2 separate regions of the Mus musculus genome follow, and region 2 is linked to region 1. Evidence: chromatin loops called from intact Hi-C (ENCODE). Cell type or tissue: gastrocnemius. All regions are shown on one strand. Each heading gives the region's core, and the rest is flanking DNA. Links, peaks and the distances in the headings are about the cores only.

Region 1 (11,598 bases), core at 1,423-9,422:
AAGGTTTTCACAGAGACAATGGGGTTGAAATATGACCATTTAGGTGATCCCTAATTCAATGTCAGATGTGTTATAAACAGGGGACATTTGGGGACAGAAACAGCAGATAAAGGGATGAAGGTGTGAAGACAAGAGCACAGAGAGGGCATGGAGAGGCTGAGCAGAGGTCTCAATAGACATGGCCCTCAAAATGAACTTCTGAACTCTGGAACTGCAGGAACACATCTGATTTTTAAGCCATTCAGTGTGCAGAGCTTTGTCACAATAGCCATGGCAAACTCAAAAGAAAAATGCCATCTTCCCCTCCCCCCTTTTTTTCTCCAGGACATTTGGTCCACGCCTTGCAGATCCCACTGGGCTTGGCCATAAAGTTCCAAGAAAGCCCTTTCTAAGGCACATCCAAGGGCCAGATGGGTAGCAAGGGAGAACATGGTACCTGCAGGCTCTGCTGTGCAATCTTGACCTGTATCTACTGTCACAAGATAAGACAGCCCCAACAGCCACAAGTTCACCAGCAAGAAGCAGGCAATGACCTTAGGAACTGTCAATCCACCTCTGCACAGCCAGGCTCACACCTCTTGCTCCCTTCCCATTCCCACCACAGCAGCACTTGGCCAGCATCTGGTCACCCACCACCTTGCTGGGGAGCTGGCTAAAGCCACCTGAGCCACCTCTAACACTCACCTCGGGGCTCTACCATCAGGCCCCAAGGAGCAATTTTCCCAAGCTGAGCTGAGCTTTCCCTCTTACCTAAGTAGGACAAAACACACTGGAGAAAGAGGCCAGAAAATTCCCCCAAAGAAAATCAAAGGCTGTTTCAGTATGTATTTAAGGTGGGAGATAGAACTGCTGCCCAGTGAGATGGCTGTCCTAACCTCCCAGAGGAGCTAAGTCTGTCCCTTATGCCCTGCAGGGGCCTGTCCAGTCCTGTGGCTGCCCTGACCTCCTCCACTCTCTTCTCTAATACTCTCTCCTCTTCTCTAGGAGTCTCCCCTCAGAGACTCAAGGTGGGGAGGTGAGTGGGAAGGAGCATGCCTTAGGAGAAGGTCCAGTAGCTCATCCTAAGAAAAGAAGAAAGCTCTTGGCAATGGAGTCTCATCACCAACTCACCTGTGTCTGTGTGTGTGTGTGTGTGTGTGTGTGTTTTCTTGGCAATGGAGTCTCATCACCAACTCACCTGTGTCTCTGTGTGTGTGTGTGTGTGTGTGTGTGTGTGTGTGTGTGTGTTTTCTTGGCAATGGAGTCTCATCACCAACTCACCTGTGTGTGTGTGTGTGTGTGTGTGTGTGTGTGTGTGTGTGTGTGTGTGTGTGTTTTCCTGGGTACACATGCACATCTGTATATACACTTATGCACATGTATGTAAAAACCATGAATATTGACTTTTTTTTTTTTTTTTTTTTGAGTCAGGGTTTCTCACTGTCCTGGAACCAGCCCAGTAAGCTAGGCTTGACTGACAGGCGAGTCCCAAGGATCCTCCTGTCTCTACCTCGACACTGCTGGAATTAAAAGCATTTGCCACTCACTATACCCAGCCTTTTAAAGGTTGGCTCTGGGGATCAAATTCAGGACTTCATCCTTGAAAGAAAGGGACTTTACCAAATGAACTGTAACTGTCACCCTAGGCTCTTTTGTCTTTTGGTACACTTCCCCGGAACTAGGCTGAAATGTCCTACAAAGACATCTGCCTTCCCCATTGGATGCTAAATGCTAGTGCTCTGTGACTATGCTTCAGTTGCCTTGCCTGACATCTTACCACAGGGTAGCTCCTTGAACTCCACATGGGGAGGGCTTGGAATGACAAGTGCTAGGCCAGTTGAAAGCCCTTCAAGGAGAACATTAAGCTTCTTAAAGTGGCCTCTGTATAATCTCTCAAACCTGGGAATAATCCACACTCTCCTTGGAAGACCTGCCATGAATGACCTCAGGCCATATTTAGGAAATGGCTTCACTCAAATCAAATATGAACTAGACACAGGTGTCAGGTCATTAACCAGGCAGTCCTGAGGCAAGGCAAGCAGAAGGAGAAGAATTTTTTCACTGAAGCATGCCAAGCCTTGAGACTCCTTAGCCTGGATCCCCCAGCACAGCAGCAGTGGGAAAGATACAGGGAACTGCCCCTCCCAGATGCCCAGATGCAGAAACTGACTCCCCACCCCCAGTCCCCAAGCCAGACTTGGAAGAGGAGGGAGCTGGCTCCCCACTGGTCAAGTGGGCTCTGGGGATGAGTGATTCAAGGACACTGAGGTCAATAGCAAACATTTCAGACAAGTCAATTTGTCATCTTCAACCCAGCGTCAAAAATTACCAAGAAGACTGCTTAAGTGGCCCTCTTCAGAGAGATAAAAATGAGAGGCAGCCATTTGTCTCCCTCCAGCCATCCTTGGCAGGTACTTCCTATCACTCAACAAGTATTTAACAAGGGTGTGACTACCAGTAACAGTACCTGAGCCCCTCATTCCCAGCACAAGACCTCCAACTACTGCATCCTGATACAAAATCCGAAACGGCCGAATGGCTCATCCAAGGCTAACTCTGGAAGCAGGAAGAGCCCGTCACTCATTAGAATTTTGGGGGGTGTTTGCTATATGACATTCATTGTTGCAGACACATGGTGACCCAGTGGCAGAGTGGGGGGGGGGTCTCTGTGTGTGTTTGTGTGTGTGTGTGTGTGTGTGTGTATTGTTTGTCTATTTCACTATGAACCCTGGATAACCTGGGACTCCACACATAGACAAGGCTAGCCTGAAACTCCAAACCTAGCCAGGGCTTAAATTTTAGGTGTGATCCACCACATCTAGCCTCTTTAACATTTATTTTATTTTTTATTTATAATCTTGAGTCTATGTGCCCATGTGGGAATATGTGTCTTGGGGGGGGGGGGTGTCCCTTTGAAGGTCAGCCTGGTGTTAGATCCTCTGGACCTGGAGTCACAGGCAGCTGTGAGTCACAAAAGACAGGTACTGAGAACCAAACTCCAGTCCTCTGAAAGAACTGCAAACGCTCTCAACACTGACCCACCTTTCCAGCCCCAGTACATTCCTGTTCTGGGACAGGGTCTCTCTCACTAGACAGGGAGCTTCAGGAGTAAAGCTAGACTGATTGGTCAAAGAGACCCAAGAATCCCTGTTCCCATCTCCCCAGCACTGGGATTACAAATACACAGCACCACGCCCAACTTTACATGGGAAGCAGGGAGTGGAACTCGGGTCCTCACGCCTGTGCAGTGAACACTTCCCAGACTAGGCCATCTCCGAAGTCCTTGGAGCTTACATGCCAAAGACCAGGTAAGATCTCATGCAATGTCAAAGTGACATGGATTCAAGAAAAGAAAAAAGCCTAAGGCATAAGAAAGGATACCACTGTGACCCTCAGGATCTGAGATTACTGCAGACTCCAAAAAGAAGTATTTTGTGAAACCACATTTCCGGCTTCCAGAAGCCAGAAAGAATAAATCAAACAAGAATGCTGGAGTCAGAGCAGCCAGGGGCAGATTCAGTTGGTGTAGAGAATGTTCCAGACAGGAGGCAATCAGCTGACTAAATTACGTAGAGAGGCTGCAGATACTGAGAGAGCACCCCTGGACTCACTCTTCAAATGCTGCTGATACCTTAGGAAATGTTTCTTTGAGCCCCATGTGGTGGCACACACCTTTGACTCCAGAGCCAGAGGCAGAGGCAGAGGCAGGTGGATCTCTTTGCGTTCGAGCACAGCCTGGTCTATAGAGCAAGTTCCAGGACAGCTAGAGCTACACAGAGAAACCACATCTCAAACAATAACAGCAACAAAAAGGTTTCTTTGGAGTTTTTGTTTTAAAGATTTGTTTGTTTGTTTTTTAATTGTGCATGTGTGTGTGGTTTGTGCACCTTGAGTACAGGTTCTCATGGTGTCCAGAAGACATTAACGGACGACCTGAAACTGAGTTACAGGTGGTAAGCTGTAGGTGCTAAGAACCAAGTTTGCTTCCTCTACAAAAGCCCCTGAGCTCTCTCAGTTCCCTTGAGAAGAGTTTGACCACAAGGGGTAGGGCGAAGCCAGAGTACACTGGGAGAACAAAATGAGTGGGGAGGCTCATGCCTTTGATCCCAGCACTTAGGAGACAGAGGTAGGTAAGTCTCTCTAAGTTCAAAGCCAGCCTGGTTTATACAGCAAATTTGAGGCCAGCCAAGGAATATATAGTGAGTTCCTATTTAAAAAATAAAAATATGTGAGTGCAGAGGAGATAATAAATAAACAAACAAATAAATAAATAAAAATAAAACAGAACATGACAACTCTTTCAAAAAAAAATGCTTTGCTGAAGGGCTGGAGAGATGGCTTAAGAGCAAGCACATTTTGCTCTTACAGAGGACCCAGGTTCAGTTTCCAGTACCCACTTGGTAGATCACAACCACCTATATAACTCCAGTTCCCCTTCTGGCCTCTGAAGGCACAAGGCACACAAATAGTGCTCAGACATACATGTAGATAAAACACTCATACACAGAACATAAAATAAAAGTAGTTTTTCTCCTAGTGTCTGCTAAGAAGGGAAAGCAAAGAAATGGGAGATGAATGGCTAAGACACAAAGTCAAGGGATGCCTTTTTTGCCTAAGATGAAGATGTCAGAGCATCTCCTGTGAAGATAATCCATCAGCGAGGGACTCTGATGATGTGGAGGGGAAGGGACAGCTGCAGAAGTGCAGAGAGCATGAACTCCAGGGAGGACGTGGACTCCTCAGTAGTCAGTCAACTGCTTCAGTGCAGGAATCAGGGAAACCAAGTCACCGGCTGACAGCAACCTCACACTAAAGCACAGTGGGTCTGCGGCGTCAGGAGGCCCGCTGGGATTCAGTCATACATCAAGAGCACAGCAGTGCAGATGGCCCAGTGGCTTCGCCACCCAGGCTCATTACTGTGGGGGGTGGGGGGGGGGGTAGAACAGTGAAAGCAAAGCAGAGGGCGGGTCTAATCAAGGGCTGGGTACTCAGCAAAATGAGAGCAAGGGCAAGGGTCATGGAGGTTGAGGATGTTCAGGAATCAAAACTGGGTACAGAGGATGGAGGACAGGAATGGGAGTCTTCTAAATAAATAAATAATAAATAATAAAGTAAGGCTCTGTACTTGATTTATTTTTCATATATGTATATGAGTTTTGGCTTTGGTTTGATTTGATTTGTTTGTTTGTTTTTTTTTTTTTTTTTTTTTTTTTTTTGCCAGCATGTGTATGTGTGCATATCTGGTACCTGCAATGGCCAGAAGAATGGAGTCATATCTACCAGAAACAGAATTACAGATAGTTATGAGCTGCCACATGGGTGCTAGGAGCAGAGCCTCAGCAAGAGCAGCCAGTGCTCTTAACCTTTGAGCCACACCTCTCCTGCCCACCTTCTGCTTCTGTTGTGGGAGTTGCCAGTACTCCCTTTGTGCATCCTTTGGTAGGTCTGGGTTCCAAAACCGGGTCAATCACACTTCCCCTCCCCCCACTACCCCACCCCCCCTCCACACTCACACACCTTATCTACTAGATAAACACAAAAACAAGAGCACTGCCCTCTAGGGATGAAACGTGTGGGGTGAGGGCAGGGTTACTTATCAGAGCAGCAAGATAAGCCCCCAAGAGCTTCTGCAGGACAAATGAATGGAAGACACAGAAGATTCCATTAGTTAAAGTCTACCGTGGAAGAGTCAAAAGACAACGCGAACGCTTGCAAGCTGCTCGAGGCTTTGGAACAGTGTCAGTTGGAACTGTTGGTTAAGAGCGAAACAAAATGTAGAGGGCTGACGCTGACGCTGACTTTGAAAATGCACTGTGAAATGGGCTGCAAAAGAGCCTGGTCTTAATTCATAGCTCAGGGCAACCCGTGAAGAAAGGTTCTAAGGACCATGTGACTCTTGTATTCAGCTTGTCCATCTTCAGGAGATGGCAAGTGCCAGGAAGTCAGAGGCTCCCAGTGCCTTTCACTTCTGCTTTACCCTCGACTGCCTTACCTTGTGAGTGCTGCCTGTTTATTGGGAAGGGGAGCAGCAGAGGCGTTTGGGAGAGTTCAACTTCAGGGAGAACATCTGGTTAAACCCACCACTTATCCCCATTATTTGTAATAGTTGTGTTTGGCTTATGTTTTAGCTAGTCTTGTTATTAAATATAAAAGCAATAGGATTACAAAGTTCTAGATGGGGTAAATACTGTAATTAAAAAGGCACCAGTTGGGTTTGTTAAACTATAATTCTAGAATGCCAGCCTCCTTGTTATGTTTTTCTTCTTGCCTTTAAACATTTTTTTGTACCTAATAAAAATTGTTTTTGAATGATTTAACCGGTTTTAGTACTTCCTGCTAGTCAAACACCAACCCAAATCCCCAAGAAAATAGTCGGACTCAAAAATTCTGGAGCAAGAATGTCACAGATCACAAGTCCCAGACACCATCCTAAGAGCCTGGGAATGCAGCAAGCACACACCACCTGTCACATGGCCTGGTAAACTGATAGGCAACTTTCCAACTCACAAAGGCACTTTTCTAGCCCTTTTGAAGTTACAAAATTTTACTAAGGGGGAAAAAAAATCAGGCACTTTGATCAAGCTATGAAGCTACGACAGTAAGAACCAGGCAAGAGAGAGTAAAACCTGGTTAATAATATCTGGTGAAAGAGGCACACAGAATTCACTAAGTATTAAGGTAGTACCATTGAGATTAAATATTAGAAGGCCTGAAATAAAGCATCTCTGGAGTTGACGAGATGACACAGATGGTTGGTAAAGGGCACTGGCCACAAAGCCTAATGACCTGAATTCAATCCCAGGGAGCCACATAGTGGAAAACCTGACTCCTCTGACCTCTAAATAAGGTGCCTATGGCTTTTCCCGACCCACCTGCGCTCGTACATACACACAAATAGATAGATAGATAGACAGACAGGCAGGCAGGCAGGCAGGCAGGCAGGCAGGCAGACAGACAGATGAATATGATTTTTTTTTTTTGTTTTTTTGTTTTTTCGAGACAGGGTTTCTCTGTATAGCCCTGGCTGTCCTGAAACTCACTTTGTAGACCAGGCTGGCCTCGAACTCAGAAATCCATAATATGATTTTTAAAAACTTTTTAAAAGCTCCTTTAAGTTAACTTTCATTGCATCACATCTAAAAGCTGTGCAAAATATATATGCAGCACACATCCAGACCAGCTCCTTGGGTAAAGGCACTTACAGCTTTTGCAGAGGATATGGATTTGGTTGCCAGCATCCACGTTGTGGTTCACAACCACCTACAACTCCAGTTACCATGGGATCCAACCCCCTCTTCTGGCCTCTGCACACAGGTGGCAGGCACATGCACATAAAAATAAATAAATTTAAAATGCCCTCTAGGGAACAATGTTGGCAAACAAACCTGGGCAAGGTGGATTTTAAACGTGCATGTAGCCTACAATGTACTGAATAAACTACTCGTGGGGATGGAGTTTGGAATTTTTTACTTCTCCCTTGGAGATACAAAGTCTGAAACACAAAGCCAAAACTGAGAGAGACCCGCAGGATCCCTTAGAACTTCCTACATAAATGAAAAGGTGTACAAAGGTACGGGGTAGACAGTGGCTAAGAACTCTCCGTTTCTGGGATTCAGTGTGCCACCTCTGAGCTAAGCCCAGAAAAGTCAATGTGATTTAAAGAGGGAGTGGGGAGGGAGGGTTCATCAGCTAATTCTCACCAACATTGGCTATTCTAATTTTGGTCAACTGTTATCTGGGACTTTTCCACTCTTCTAGGGTTCAAATTAAAAGGAAGAAAAGCATTCCTGCATGCACACGTGTACTGGCCTTCTCACAGCCAATGGCCATAGCCACCCTTCCTTCTCACTTTCTGCACAAGATCCCCACAGAGAGGAACAAGGAAGGTACAACCATTGAAAGGGTAACTTTCACACTGTGGCACTTAATGAAGCATATGGGCAACTGCTGACGTCAGGGGCTACATCTCCTTCACAAAAGTCTCTCCTCTCCCCAGACACCTCCCCCATTAGGTGTCTTTGGTCCTTCCCGAAATCTCTTCCAATGATGAAGACCCCAAGTGCTGACAGGACCTCTCTACTGTGAAGCTGTTTGATTAAGACACCAAGGAGAAAAGCTAACACATTCCTGCACTCAGCCAATCACAGGTCAGCAAACACATTCTGCCCTGCCCCCTTCACAAAAAAAGCAGAGGTCACTTTGTATGTACAGAAGTAAAGATTCCCCCACGGGTCCACTTCTAAAAACATCCGGGAGCTAAAACATAGAGAATGTAATTCCCTCTCCCAGGAGCTTCAGAATCTAAACTGTCACTATGAGTACCAAGGTGCTCGTAATTACGTGTTCTGGGGTGCGCTTCCTTGGAACACCATCCTACTACTCTTATCTTTGTGTCCCCCTACAACACCAAACACTTCAGCTCACTCCTCTTCCCGTTCTCTGGAAATAACCCGGACTTAGTTTTCATTAACTCAGCCTCCTCTCCTTCCATCTCTGCCCCATCACCAACAGCAAGAAAACAAGTTCTCCCACGTGTCACCTGAAGCCCCGACTTCGGGAAACGCACCCCTTTCCTCCACTATCCCCGCGCCAGAGAGAGCCCTGCAAAAAGCCTGTCGCCTGCACAAGCTAGGAGACGACAGGAGGCTTCAGGCTGATCCACATAAGCCAGGCCCTTGGCCAATCTACGAACCTACTTGCTTTCTCTCCAGCCTTGAGTGAGCTCCCGCGCCAGGTGGAGCACCCCGCAAGCCCCGGTGCTGGGGAGCAGGGTTGGGGGGGGGTGTTACTGAAGGGAACGCTCAACAACGTGCGCAGGCCAGGGAGAGGCTGTGCGCGCAGCTCCGGCAGAGCGCTGGTGGCAGTAGCTTGGGGAAAAGAGGGGCGTGTGCTCTGCGCCAAGCAGCCCCAAGCGCTACGGACTCCCCTGCTCTGTGACACCCGCGAGCCACATGCATCGGTCCCCTGCACCGCTCTTCGCCGCCCCCCCACCCGGGACCCAGCCTAGCCAGACCTGGGCGACGCGCTGCAGTCCGCGCGCCCTTGTGGGGACAGCCGCCTCTTAGCTCGCCCGGGCGCGCAAACTTTCCCAACGACAATCGCTCCGGCTTCCCCCGGGGGCTTCGGAAAGTGGGCGCCCCCCTTAGCCTCTGTAAAAACCCACTGAAAATATGGCGCCCTCGAACGTCGTTCCTTGGGCCCCGAAAAGCCAGTCTCCAGATCCCTCCCGATCCCCGCCGGCGCGAAATCTCAGCTCCTGAGGGTCGGGGAAGGAGACGAGAGGCCGCCGCACTGGGTCCAAACCCTGCCCTCGCTCTCCGCCCCGCGCTTTCCCTGAACGGTCCGCGGCCAGCAGCTGGTTGTTAGCGAGACGGCCAGGGAAAGGGGGAGTCCTGCAATCTGCAGGTCTCAGAGTCGGGGACTAGGAAGCATCCCGGGGTGTCTTTCTCCACGAGCCAGAGCGGGAGACTTGTTTGCAAAGTGGCGCTTTAAGTCGGGGCAGCCAGTGCTGGAATGAAGCCGCTCTGCTCTCCGCCAACTCAGTCGGCGCCGGGGTCACGGCCGGAGTCCAAGGGGCCCCTCGGTGCAAACCGGGCCGCTTTACCGACCCTGTTACTGGAAACCCGAGGACCGAGCCCGGGAGGGGACCAGCTGCTTAAGGCTAGGGATCAGCTCTCTGGCTCCCGCTGCAAGACTGTTTGCAAACCCGGCAACCGGCTTGAGTGCGGCGAAACCTACATGTGCAATAGACAGGTGCATTCGTTGCAATTTATTTTTCTTTTCTTGCAAAAAAAAAAAAAATACCCTCCTAAGCAATGAAATCTAGAAGCTTGACAGGGTTTTTCTACATTGACATCACTTACGAGATGCAAACCCGAGAAGAAAACCACCCACATATCCCTTCTGGAGAGGGGAGGGAAAAGGCACTGGAAATCCCTGCAGCGCGCATGCAGGCTGGAGAGCTGGGCAGCGCCACGCGCCGCGCCTTACCGCGGGGATGCAGCTACTGTCTCATTGCGGAGCGCCAGCCCACGAGTGCAGCCAGCTCCGCTCCCGCTGCGCCGCCGCCGCCGCCGCTGCCGCCGCTGCTGGCTCCGGGCGCGGAACCGGAGCCGAGGGCGAGCGCGAGCGCACGGCCCGCGAGCGCCGGGAGGGCAGGAAGCGCGTCATCACTGGGGGACGGCGCGGCGGAGCTCGCCACCCGGCTCCTGGGTGTCTGCACCCCGGCCGTGGGATGGGGGCACGCGTGGAGCTGTGGTGGGGGCCACGTGTCAGAGGAACAAGGGACACCCCCGGCTGACCCAGAATCTGGAGAGGGATGAGGCGGCAGGGGGACCAGGCTAGCATGAGGCCTCTGAGTCTTCTCAGCGCCGGGACCACGGGCCGGGTCCTGGAGGTTACCAGGTGTGGATCCAGCCATGAGGGTGGCGGGATGGATGCCAGTCACTTGGATTTAAGAAACGACTCTTCCAGGAAGATGGGTAGCAAAATGGGTGTGACTATTGCACTGATTTTTTTTTCCCGAGACAGCGTCACACTATGTAGACCAGGCTGGACCCAAACTCAAGATACTCCGCCTCCCCGAGTACAGGGATTAAAGACCTTTGCCACCACGGCCGACCGGCTGGGTGGCTTGCTTTATTCATACATTCATTCACTTATGTCTCCATCTATCATGTCCTGGAATTAAGTCACTTATGTATCCCTTGTATTTACATGAGCTCTGGAATGTTGGAATGGCAGGGTACAAAGTGAAAGTTATCCTAGGTACCAGTGTGGGACAGAACAAATCACAAAATCCCTTTCCTTTAAAATTATGATGTAGAGAGAGATGCTGAGAGGACAGATAAAATAAACTAACCAAGGTGTTGGTTGTGAAATTGTGGTTTGTTTTCTCTTTCTGCTTAATTCTACTTTTATTTTAAAGTTTTATAACTTTAAAAATTAATAAGAAAAAGTATCGATGGTTATTTTTCCTCAGCCCGATACAGAGTGACCAGGATAGACCAGTCTTCTCAAAAGTACATAGCAAATCTCTTCAGTTCCTCAAATGCAACAACAGCAACATTAGTGTCTCTCAGCTTGAAACTGTGGTCACTGTACATCCAAGAGTGAATCAACGTTGTAACATGAAACTATCTTGAAGGAGTCCATGGGGGCCTCGAATAAGCTTGGTGTAATGTGAAAACAGTTTAGTCTTAGACCAATGAGTCCAGACACCTTGAGGAAGGTGGGGTGGCTGTCAAATGACTCTTTCTCAGGGGTCACATATCAGATAACTTATATATCAGATATTTACTTTGCAATTTATAACAGTGGTAAAATTACAGTTATGAAGCAGCAACAAAAAATAGTTTTACGATTGGGGGTCACCATAACATGAGGAACTGTGTTAAAGGGCCCCAGCATTAAGAAGGTTGAGAAAGTCTTAAGACTAAAACATTGTAACTTAAACTTCCTTTGCATAGAATACACTTTATACATCAAAATCTTCAATCAGAAAACAAATTACTGGGCCACCTGAGGCAGTCCTAAAAGTTGCAGGACAGATTTTTCCCTGCCCCATGAATAAACATTCCTGTTCCCCAGACCAGTTTAGACATTGGCTAGGTTAGCAGA
Region 2 (11,598 bases), core at 2,063-10,062, 150 kb before region 1:
GGTTTTTGCTTTTGTTTTTGTTTTTTATTTTCATAGGTCTAAGATGTTCCCTGCATCATTTATCAATCAACTGTGACATGGTTTCTATATCCCTCCAGATGCAGAATAATAAAGCAAAGCAGGTATACTTGAACACCTGCCCAGAGGCTGATGTCTATCAGTCAAGGCCAGGGTATCTCTGTACTTTACACTGAGCTGTGTGCACATGGTTGTCAGGTCTCCTGTTTACCTCCCTCATGTGATCTGCAGCTATCCAGGTTTTTTCACTCATGACTGAGCCAACAGATGCAGATCCACAGACCCTCTCCTCTCTCCTCCCCACAGGCATGTGCTAACTAGAAAACATCTCTGTAAGAACAGGATGGGGGAAGGCCTCTTTCTGTGTCCCTTCAAAGCATCTTTCAGGGTAGACTATCTGCTACAGGACTTGAAAACATTTCTTGGTTCACAATAGTTTTCTTGGGCAACAAAATTTCAGGGTTTTTTTCATGTACCTTATACACAATTAAAATTTTATTTAAAAAGCCGTGTGTGTGTGTGTGTGTGTGTGTGTGTGTATGTGTGTGTGTGTGTGTGTATGGCTAGCAAGAAAGCTCTGTTGGCCAGGGTGCCTGCCAGCAAGCCCAATGTCCCATGCTTGATCTCTTGGATCCACAGGATGAAGAGAGAAAACCTAATACTACCTTTTGTCCTTTGACCTCCATGTGTGTGTCCTGATGCATGTACACACATACAAATACAGCTAGTCAGCTAGTCAGTCAATAGAGAAAGTCAAAATATTTAAGACAAATATATGCAAACTAGCTGGACCTAGTTTTAATCACAGCAAGAGGTAGGCCACAGACCAGCTGCAGACCTGGCTATATAGTACCCATGTAAAAAGCCAGGTGCAGCAGTTCCTGCTTTGGGGAGGCAGATGAGGGCATCCCATGGGCTCACTAGCCAGGAAGTCTAGACAATTGGTGAATTCCAGGTTAAATGAGAAATCCAGTCTTCAAAACCAAGCTGTAGGGTAATAAAAGGCAATAAACTCCGATCTTTGGGCACTTCACACGTGCATGTACTTATCCATACACGTACACACACACATACCCCACACGAACACACACACACACACACACACACACACACATAACAACAAGAAACGCCGTTTATGAACTTGTGTACATGTTATTTGTAGTTGGCCTTTTGTTTAGTTGAGGTATAAGGCATACAATCATTGCAAACAATAAACTCCTTTGTATATTTACGTCTGCAATTAGGACCAATCAAAAATATATTATATTATTATATGCCTTATAATTCTTGCCGCTTTATTAAAGAAATACACCATTTTGGTTGTAGGTGTAAAAATATGTGTTATAGATCCTGATCCTGTGTAGACCTTGGGATTGGCTCTGTTCCATTTACCTCTCCTTCATTGGGGTTCTCATCTACAAGTCTAGAGTCTTACCTCCTTATCCATTTATCTCCACCTACAAATGGAAAGGGAGGCCACCAAGAAATAGGGTGTTCAAGTAGAGTGGTCTACATGTGGGTTTCTGGAGTCATCTAAAGGAAGGTGCAGTTTCTCTTTTCTTTTCTGGGAGACTTGGAGAAGACAATAATTTTCTTTTAATTGATTAAAATATCTTTTAATCTTTCTTTGACAATGTCTTACGTGTTTATGTTGTACCTTGATCATATCTACCAAAACTCAACTCTTCTCCTTTACCCCTAACATGTCACTCCCTCCCTCCTTCGGTCCTTCTTTCCTTCCTTCCTTCCTTCTTTCTTTCTTTCTTTCTCTCTCTCTCTCTCTCTCTCTCTCTCTCTCTCTCTCTCTCTCTCTCTCTCTTTCTTTCTTTCTTTCTTTCTTTCATGTCCTTTCCTCTCCTTTTTTTTTCTTCTTTGGTAACCCACCAATTCTAGTTCGCTGTCTGCTGGAATGTTGATGGATCCTTTGGTTTACTCTTGTACAGGTAGCCACTAGCAGGTGACAAGTGACCAATCCCCTTCCTAGAGAATGTCTAGCCCTTCCTTTCTTATGGTAGAATGATGTTTGGAATACCTTTCCAGTTTATGTAATGTGGAATCCTAGAATCCCAAGTCCCTATCAGTCAGCTGTAAATTTATTCTACTCTGGTTGTGGAGATTAAAAAACAAACAAATATGGGGTGGGACTAGCTTTCCAAGGAGAGTAGCAGTTATATGTTGACTCAGGCTGGATAGGCCTCTCTGGGGTTGATGATATCATGCTCCATGCTCAAGGGAGCTGTGACTGTTTTATTAGAACACGTTAATCGTTAAAGCATAATGAGAATTGGTCAGAACCATTTGGGCAAGTGTACAAAATAGTCGATGAAGAAATTCCAGGTGAATTAATTTTCGCTTTGGAGTCATGCTTCAATAATATTGTTGATGGGAGGCTGACAGAGACATGTTAGCACGGTTGGAAAGCAGAACTGGAATGTAGGGGAACATTGTCCTGAGACTAGAACACAAAACAGATCCACTGGATGTTCTTTAAAGCCAAACTTAATATTTCTTATTTAAACCAATGCATCTCAAACATATTGCAAACTATAAGAGATAACGACATATTCCTATTTGATCTCCCAGAGTCCTGCTTTCCTGCCCTGGGCATGCGGTCTCTGAGCGGAGGAGCTCTGCAAGCTTAGCATCTGAGCCATCAAGCCTGCTCAGTCCTGCTTGGCTCATCTGCACCTTGCTGTGTACAACAGCAGCAGAATGAGGAAGAGGCCTGCAGTTTTATTTGATATCAATTAATTTCTAAGTACAGAAGCTTCATTGTGCTTAAAAATCCCAATCTTCTAAAATACATGTAGAAATCATAAGATATATGGCATTTATTTAAGAATAGTCTCCAGTGAGGGCATGGAAGAAATATGAGGTGATTTGGATGATAGATGCTTGGTTAGCAGCCAGGAATTGTAGCAGATGAGGGAAGAGGGCAGCTGCTCTTATATGTATGATGGAGTCAGCTTAGATTGGACCTGTCCAAAGTCAAGATTGGTGCTTGAGTGCTTTAGCTACACACTATACTACAGTCTGACTGACCGATTGTATTTGTGTACATGTGTATGTAGCATGTAGCACACTAACTAATGTGTAGTGTCTATAGTATCTTAAATAAAGCAAACAAACAAATTAAGTTTAATTTTTCTAAGTTGGAGACTATCTGAATTCAGGGTTTCAGCAGAATGAGATTTTTGTATTTTTTTAATTTTTATTCTGATTTCTTGTGATGAGTCTCATGTAGCCCAGGTTGCCTTCGAGTCCCATATATAGTCATAGATGACATTGAAATTCTGATCTTCCTGAAATTAGCTATGTAGACCAGGCTGGCCTTGAACTCACAGAAGGCTGCCTGACTTTGCTTCCAATTTCTGGGATTAAAGGCCTGCACTACCATGCCCAACCATGTTGTTCTTGGTGGTGGTGGTGGTGGTGTTGTTGGTGGTGGTGGTGGTGGTATTGTTGTTGTTGGTGGTGGTGGTAGTAGTGTAGATAAGGTCTTTAGAAGATGCCCAGACTCCCTGCGGAGCTTAGTAGAGGGATGTAGATGATACCTCAAAGAGTGAGGAGTGAGGAGTGAAGCAGGCAGAAGCTTCACACAACTTCTATTAGGAGTCACTTTAGTTACACTTGGTCTCAAAGCTCCTCCATCCTGGGTCAAGGATGGGGTTTCTGCAAGGAATCGAGTAATCAGTCAAGTGCCTGCCTGATTGAGCCCCTGTCACCTTCCAACACTAACCAGCAGTTAAGAGCCAATACAGCTCTCTCCTCTCTACTGTACAGTGTCCTCATCTGTGAAAGGGATGGAAGAGCACACTCAACCAGGTTTCCCCCAGGGCTACTCTATCAGTAATATATTCCAGAACTTGGTCCAGGCACAGACTCTAGAGAAATGAGACACCAAGCAAAAGGGAGGAGACAATTCCTCTAGAAAGGAGAGACAAAATTCTGTCACAGCCAGTGCTCTTCCCCCAGCCTAGGACATCTGCAGAACAAGAGATGCCCTCTTCTGGAACTGTGGTTCCCAGCAGAAGTGAGGGGTGTGCTCTATGAAGAGTGATGTTATGTGCACCCCGTGGGGACCTTAGCACAGGTACATAGAGGCACCTGAAAGGATGGCATATGAGAACAAGATGGTGGCTCTTCATGGGTGTTACCACTGACCTCTAATGGTTCATCCAGGCTGTTAGCCTAAGCTGAAGGCGGAGGAGGCCATACTGCCTGCCACCTCCAAGGGCTTAAGGTAAAAGTCGCAGGCGAAGCTGAAATCTGTCAGAGGAGATCAAGTAAAGAACAAAGAGAAATCAGGATACTGAGAGAGTGGAATACAAGAAGCTTCCACAAGAGAGTTGCGGTGATATCTCAGCCTATTTGAAGGGAGTAATCAAGGTGGATATATCCAGAGAGGCATAATCTCTGGGAGACGATGCCTAGCTCTGGGTTGCATTATGAGAACTGCTTTCTGACAAAGAATAAACATTTCTTCAGAATAAATGCCCAATTTGGGGGTCTTTCTTTTTCTCGGGGATGGTGGTGGTGGTTAATGTTACAGAAAATGTTATCTCCAGTGTGGGTGGGGTGCCTGTGGGTATGGTGGCTATGAGAAGGGACTGGCTCCTTAGCAAGGCATTGGCCAAATGGAGGACAGTGAAAATTAGGGAAGATTCCTAGGTCAAGATGGGAGGGAAATAGCAGGTAGAAGTAAGAGAAAACAGAACAGAAAACGGAAGTCAGCAGTACCAGTGAGTCAGGTCCACATGAATTCCCCTCCCACACCAGCAAGGCCAACAGTGAGCAAGGAAAGGACACAGCCTTAAATGATCTGTAGGAAATATGACCTCTGGTCTGGTCTGTTCACAGGTGGAATACACATACATGCTTGAGGCTACTAGAAAACATTTGATACCACTGATTAAAAAGTCTCCTCTAAAGAGTGGAGAGCAAAAAGCAGCACACTAAGGCCAGGAGAAGAGCCCTCAGGCTACTGCGGGCACCTAACAGTTGACCATTTTCCTCAAGAAAAGATTGTGCCTTGTACAAAGCCAGCGTATCCAGAAGGAACCCCGTGGGAGAATAAGTGGAAATCTGGGACCCAGAAGGACCCATCCAGCGCAGCACCTTCACCTGTTAGCACGTGAGAGGCAAGGAGACTAAAAGCTGACTCTGGGTATCCCTCTTCCCTAGAGCCTTGGACCAGATGAAGTGGTAAGACAGGCTGAGGCCTAACGGGCAAACACTATGTAATGGTGGTTACACTGAAGAAAAGAGCCTCAGTCTTCTGGACCCATTCACTGAAACACAGAGGGAATGCTGTGCTACAGAGCCTCGACTTCAAAATCCTCACCCGAGGGTAGGGTCTAGATCAAACAGGAGGGTCAAGCTCGGACACTCACTGAAGAATACATGGGGATTATTACGTAGTCTATTTGAAATTTCCAATGGAAAGCTAACAGCCGGCAAGCAAAGAGGAGAACAGACGGAGGGAAATGGTTCTATTTTTCAGTTGTATGTATGTGTAAATTTGTGTACATGTGGGTGCATGTCTGTGCTGGCGTGCTTGCACGAGTGTGCCTGTATATGTGGAGGCCAGAGGTTGATGTCTGGTCATTCTCTCTAATAACACTTCATTATGTTTTCTGAAGCAGAGTCTCTCACTGAAGCTGGAGTCCACCGATCCTGCCAGTCTAACTGCCCAGCTTGCCCTGAGGGATCCTGCCTCTGCCTCCCAAGCGCTTGGCTTACAGTGGGAGCCACCTCACCCACTAGCTTATTTATGTGGGTGCCCAGGGTCTGAAATTCGTTCCTTATACGTGCATGGCAAGTGCTTTACCCACTGAACCATCTCCCTAGGCCAGAAATACTTCATTTTTAGGTAATTGTGTCAGTGAGACATTTTCTGTAACAACTCTAAGCTCCAAGATGTGTTTTTGAAAAGGAATACAATGCATAAGCCTTAAAGGTGGATTGGCAGTTCCAGGGGGACAGAGCCTTCTCTTCATGTCTCTAAAGCAGAAAGGCTGGCTGGCGGAACGTATGTGCAGTCACGCTTGAGAAGGCCCAGGAACTGTATCTGCCCAAGCACTGTAACACCCTGCCAGCAAAGGTTGGCACCTTTGCCTCCAATGACAGAGAAGTAAGTCTGACTGATTCCCAGGCATGATGGGCAATAGACTCCTGTCATGCTTTGCTGGCCAGCTGAGGAATCTACAACCGGAGGTGCCAAGTGTCAGGCCCATCTCCTGAGTATCCTTGTGGCTGGCACGCCCTATTTATAACTATCATAGAATGACAAGAAGCCTAGAGGGTGAAAAAAACAGCTCATTCCTGCCCCAAAAGGCAATGGCCAACATGGATTTGTTCATCACTAACCACCCTGGTTTCTGTGAGAGCCACATCACAGCCATGTCCCACTGCTGCTAGGATAGAAGCTCTCAAGAGAAGTCAAGCTTGAGAGACACAGACACTACCCGCCATTGTGAGGAGCCACCTATCAACACCAACTCCAGGTCTTCCATGCTACTAGAATCACACTGGCCACTTTGAGGAAGACCAACTTAAGTCAGGGCACCTAAACAAGGCAGTACCCTCTCCCCAAACATTTGGGGACATTTTAGAACTTTGGAAGCTCAAACTAGGGAAACGTATTACAGGCACTTGAAGGGTAGAGGCCAAGGTCAGCTCCAAGCACCACCCAATGCACAGGATGGTCTCAGACAACAAAGATGGATTTAGTCTAAAGTGCCAATAGGGTGAAGTTTAAAAGACCCAGTTAAAACAATTCAAAATGAAAAGGAGTGCTCAGACTTGCTTGCTTGCTTGCATGGCTGTGGAGAAAAAGAGAAAGAGACATAGAAGCAAGAGGCAGGAAGGAATATTGTCTCCTTGTGTGTTCTCATGTGAGTGCATGTATGTGTAAACACGTTCATGTAGGGCACTTTGTATGTATGCCCATATGCATCTGTATGTAATGCATGCGAGTGGAGGCCAGAAACTGATTTGGTGTCTTCCTCAATCACCTTCTTTTATGAAACTGGGTCCCTCATTGGTCTGAAGCTCACCAATTATGCTAGGCCTGCTGGCTAGCAAGCCCCAAGGATTCTTCTGCCTCTACCTCCCTATTAATATGATTACAGGTATAATCTGCTGTGCCAAGATTTTTTTTTACCATGAGTTCTAGGAATTGAACCAAGGACTTCATGCTTGCCTAGCAAGCACTTTACCAGGCTGTTGTGCAGCTAAGGATGACGTTGAACCTCTGGCCCTCTGCCACCACTTAGAATTACTATTAGGCTCTGGCCCCTGGGACACTGCCTTCCTTATGCCCCTTTCACATGCACTTCTAGTGGTTTATAAGCTATGTACTAGTCGATGCCAGGACTTCTGGTCTACCTCCTATTTTGTTTGTAAGACAGGCCAGACTTTTGAGGACAATGACTGCCAAAACAAATATTTGCTTTCTTCCAATGGCTATGTTTACCCGAGATTACTCTGTTCTTGGTAAAGTAGGAACCAACTGGCTATTGACACACTTGGGATCCAGCCTCACAGCAGCCTGGCACCTTCTCCCATGTGCTGCAGCAAGTGGAAGAGAGCCCAAGAAGAAGAGTCTCAAACTACCCCAGCTTCTCAAGAGAAGCTCACAAATCATGCTTGCATGTGCAAGGCAATATCATTAACAATTATCAGGACCACAGAGTCCTCAGAAGAAAAAAGCAAAGAAAAAAACAAATGCCAGAATGCAGAAAGGAGGAAGATAGACATAATAATCACTGAAGAATTGAAGTGTTGAGGCCTAAAGAAAGCAACAAGGAAAAACACAGAATTACTGCTCCAGGGCACAGTAGCTCGCTTGATGTTTAACTCTTCGTTATAACCTGCAACTCACCTGCAACCTAACCAAAATCAGCTTCTCACTCAAGTTACACTGCTTCCATGCACATATGAAGAATACTCCTGTAGTAATAATGGATGTCGTGAAACCCAGCTCACCTATCCTACATGCTCACAAGAATCTCTCACATGCCACTGAGCTCCACTTTTCAGAGCCCTTCCCCTTCACAAAAAAATTCAGGCACAGGGGTAAGTATAGCTCATGGCAAAGAAATAATCCTTTCCACAAAGGTCACTGAAGAAGGCAGCCACCACACAAGGTGGACTACTGATAAATGACGGTCAGACTCTACAGTGAACACTCCATTGACTAACTAGCTCACCCCACCCCCATAACTCCACTCACTGAAATCTTACTAACTCCTCATAATGAGAGGACTGACCCTCTATGGTACCCCACTTTCTGAGACCCACTCCTGCCACACAGGAGCTCTGCCTTCCTATCTCTTAGGCTCCTAGCTCCAATCCTTTCTAAAACTCCACTGTAAACTCACCTTCTGGTTACTTGTGAACTTCATTCTCCTAGCCTGTAAAACCCGGAAGCCACACTGGCTTGGACATCTCCGGTGTTCACTGATTATGTCCGGCACCTTAGCTTCCCAAGCTATGCACATCCAGCCTAGAGCACAATCACGGAGCAGCTTCCTTCAGTCGTGAGCCTGTCAGAGCAGCCAGCCTAAGGTACTGGTGCAATTCCTCCAAGGGTTTCCTCCTCCAACCCTGAGGGGCACAGGTGAATGGGGCTAAGGGAAGCCCTGAGAATTCAGGCAAAATATGTCATCCAAAGGACAACCCCATAGCACAGTCAAAAGAAGAAAGGGCTCCCAGTGTTCAGGAGAAGAGCACCTCCCCAGAGAAGCAAGCCTTCCCACCAGAGTCACCGAAGAAGGCAGCCACCACACAATGTGGAACAGTGATAAGTGACTGTCATCAGACTCCATGAGAAACATTTACTGAGCACTGCCCATAGGCCACACATAATGCTCACAACAATTTTAAGAGCTAACCACTCATTCTAAGTGTAGACTTCACCCTTCTCTGCCTTTACTTCAAATTGCTACCTATTCTGAATAGGCCCCAAAATAACCATTTAATGTTATAAGTAAAAAGAAATGGGGTTGGCTGGAAGGCGTGCTAAATTTGGAATGACGGAGATTAGCTAGGGCCCTGCACAAGGATGGCATACAAGCCAGGGTGCAAAGGAAAGAGGGAGAGGAGAGAAAGCATTTGTCAGCATCCTTCTTGTGACTGCTACTCCTGGTTGTCAACTTGACTACATCAGGAATTAACTAAAACTCAAATGGCTGGGCACACCTCTGAGGGTTTCTTTTTTTTTTTCGTAATTAAATCTTTTGAAACGGGAAGACCTATTTCTAATCTGGATCTTTGAGGTGGGAAGATCCACCTTTAATCTGGGTCACCCCTTCTTCTGGCAGCCTATGTCAGGGACACTGAGCAAGGAAGCTTGCTCTCTCTCTGCCTGCCTGCCTGCTCCTGCTGTAGCTAGCAAGTCCATTTCTTCACTGGCATAAGCGCCTACTTCTTTGGGATTCCTGAATATACTGAAGAGCAGCTGAGACATCCAGGCTTGGGGACTGCTGGGATTGCCTTCTGTTGGTAGTCAGCCATTGCTGGACTGGCTGGACCACAGACTGTAAGTTGTGTTCCTCTAGAGAACCCTGACGAATACACCTCTTCAGGAAAATGAGTGGGGACAGGGTTGTGATTTAGCCCCAGCTCACTCCCTATCACTAGAGAGCCCATGTCTTCACTCCCTACTAACACTGTATTCTGCCTTGCCTGGCCAGAACTTCTGTCCCCTTCCCTCCCCATCATGTTCCCTTTCCCCACTGGAAGACCCCACTGAGCCAGAGGCCATAGTTCCTTGCTCAAGGAATATTCCTAGCCCCCTTTCTCTCATGTCCATATTTATGGCCTTTAATTAAACAATACTAAGGTACATAAAATGTTAATGTTTGGATCATGGGATCAGATAACTCAATTTAATAGGATATAATAACATTTAAGCCAAGAGTTACAACATAAGGGCATGGGGAGGAGATTCTAACTGCAAAGCCCCCCCCCCACTTCAGTGAGAGCACCCCCATAACTGCAAAGCCCCCCTCTTCAGTGAGAGCACCCCCATAACTGCAAAGCCCCCCTCTTCAGTGAGAGTACCCCCATAACTGCAAAGCATCCCTCTTCAGTGAGAGCATCCCCCATAACTGCAAAGCATCCCTCCACCAGTTAGTACCATGACCCTCTCAAATCTCACTCTAAGCATTCTCCTAGCGGTCCTCAATAACGCAGAGGGAATGGCCACTTGCTTATTTTGCTGTCTCCCCTACTGCTCATAACCACCCTTCCTCCCTCCCATAGCCAGGCAGCTCTGAGTCCCATGGAGGTTTAAGAAGCCTTTCTGGGAAGTGCAGAGTTTTAGAAAAAAGCTCTAGCAAGGTAAGGTACTTCAAACATGTTTGAACTGCAGACATCACCATCAGGAAGTGATACAATGTGGAAGCCCTGCACCAATTCTTCAAGGGAGGACTTGGAAGCAGCATCATAACCTGCAGGCAAAGCTGGCTAAAATTCACTGAGTTCCATATTCTCAAATGGACATTATCTGAAAAATATTGTTCATGAGAATGTGGGAAAACACTGTCCCCTCACTGAGTGGAAAAGGCAGGCAGCCTTCTCTGTACTACTTGTGTGAGTACTTAGCCCAGGAAGCAAGAGACGGGGATGAACCCCCTGGGAGGAAGGGGGAAAGAAGTTAGTCAAAAGATGGAATCTGCCACAGCAGTGGAGTTATAGCTGTTTATTTCTCTTCTACTTTTAAATTTTGTACATATTTTCTATACATACACAGCTCAGTTGGCAGAGCGCTTATTTAACATGCAGGAAGACATGGGTTCAATCCCCAGAACCGCATGGTGGTGTATGCCTATAATCCCAGTACTGGGGAGGTGGAGGCAGGAAGCTCCTAATTTAGAGGTGATCGAATGATACACAGTGAATTTGAGGCCAGCCTGGGCTAGTCTGCTTCAAACAAACAACAGGAAGGAAAACCCAAGGCCCTGTTTCCAAGGCTAGCCATGCCTTTAGGACCCTCCCTCAGTATGACCACCCCTCTAACGAACCCTCAAAACCACAGGGTACCAGTAAAATGTTTCATGTTTTTGAACCTGTGTGACCCTCTTCATCCCCATGATTTACACGGGGTGTGCATCCCACTTTTCCTCTCTCACTGGAATGAAGGTACCAAGAGGGTTTGGGGGTCTGCTTTGAGTCACTCCTGGGCACACCATCACCCTCGATCATCATCCTCCTCATACAAAGTCAGCTCTCTGATGAGTCCTCCCATCTTTCAGTGCTACCCAGCAGGTCACAATGTACCCCGTCTCACCCAACGGAACCTCTGTCATGTTGCATGTTCAGTATCTCCTTAGCACACTGGCAGCAGACATACAAGCCACCACTGCCCAGAGCCTACAGCAGCCTCGCTTTTCCTCACAGTGCTACAGAGATGTACCTTTAGTCCAACTTTACAGGAGAGGGAAATGGAGCTTAAAACGATTAAGAAAGAGGTGCACATGGCTGGCAATTTTAAACCTTAGACTTTAGCCATAAAAATCTATCAAGACTAGAACCTTCTAGAAGGTAGGAAATGTCTTTCCTACTCCTTGAAAA

Evidence for each region. Peaks named below come from ENCODE experiments on the same cell type or tissue, not always from the same donor. Only the 100,000 strongest peaks of a DNase experiment are listed, where the experiment ranks them.
Region 2: it touches region 1 in a loop (2.5-fold over the local background); 2 of 42 quality-filtered maps call a loop at or near these places.

Annotation. Positions count from the first base shown.
Region 1 is chr9:67,623,922-67,635,519 of GRCm38, forward strand. It overlaps a transcript of Tln2 not described here. Among named protein-coding and RNA genes, the nearest start is that of Gm30936, 64 kb to the right of the region's middle. In gastrocnemius, for the core only: a CTCF peak has its summit at 5,554; DNase peaks (open chromatin) are centred at 8,745 and 9,078; H3K4me3 peaks cover 2,341 bases; H3K27ac peaks cover 3,090 bases.
Region 2 is chr9:67,470,235-67,481,832 of GRCm38, forward strand. All of the region lies in intron 1 of Tln2 (talin 2), which reads right to left. Among named protein-coding and RNA genes, the nearest start is that of Tln2, 84 kb to the right of the region's middle. In gastrocnemius, for the core only: no CTCF peak of the experiment used is centred there; a DNase peak (open chromatin) is centred at 6,119; H3K27ac peaks cover 978 bases.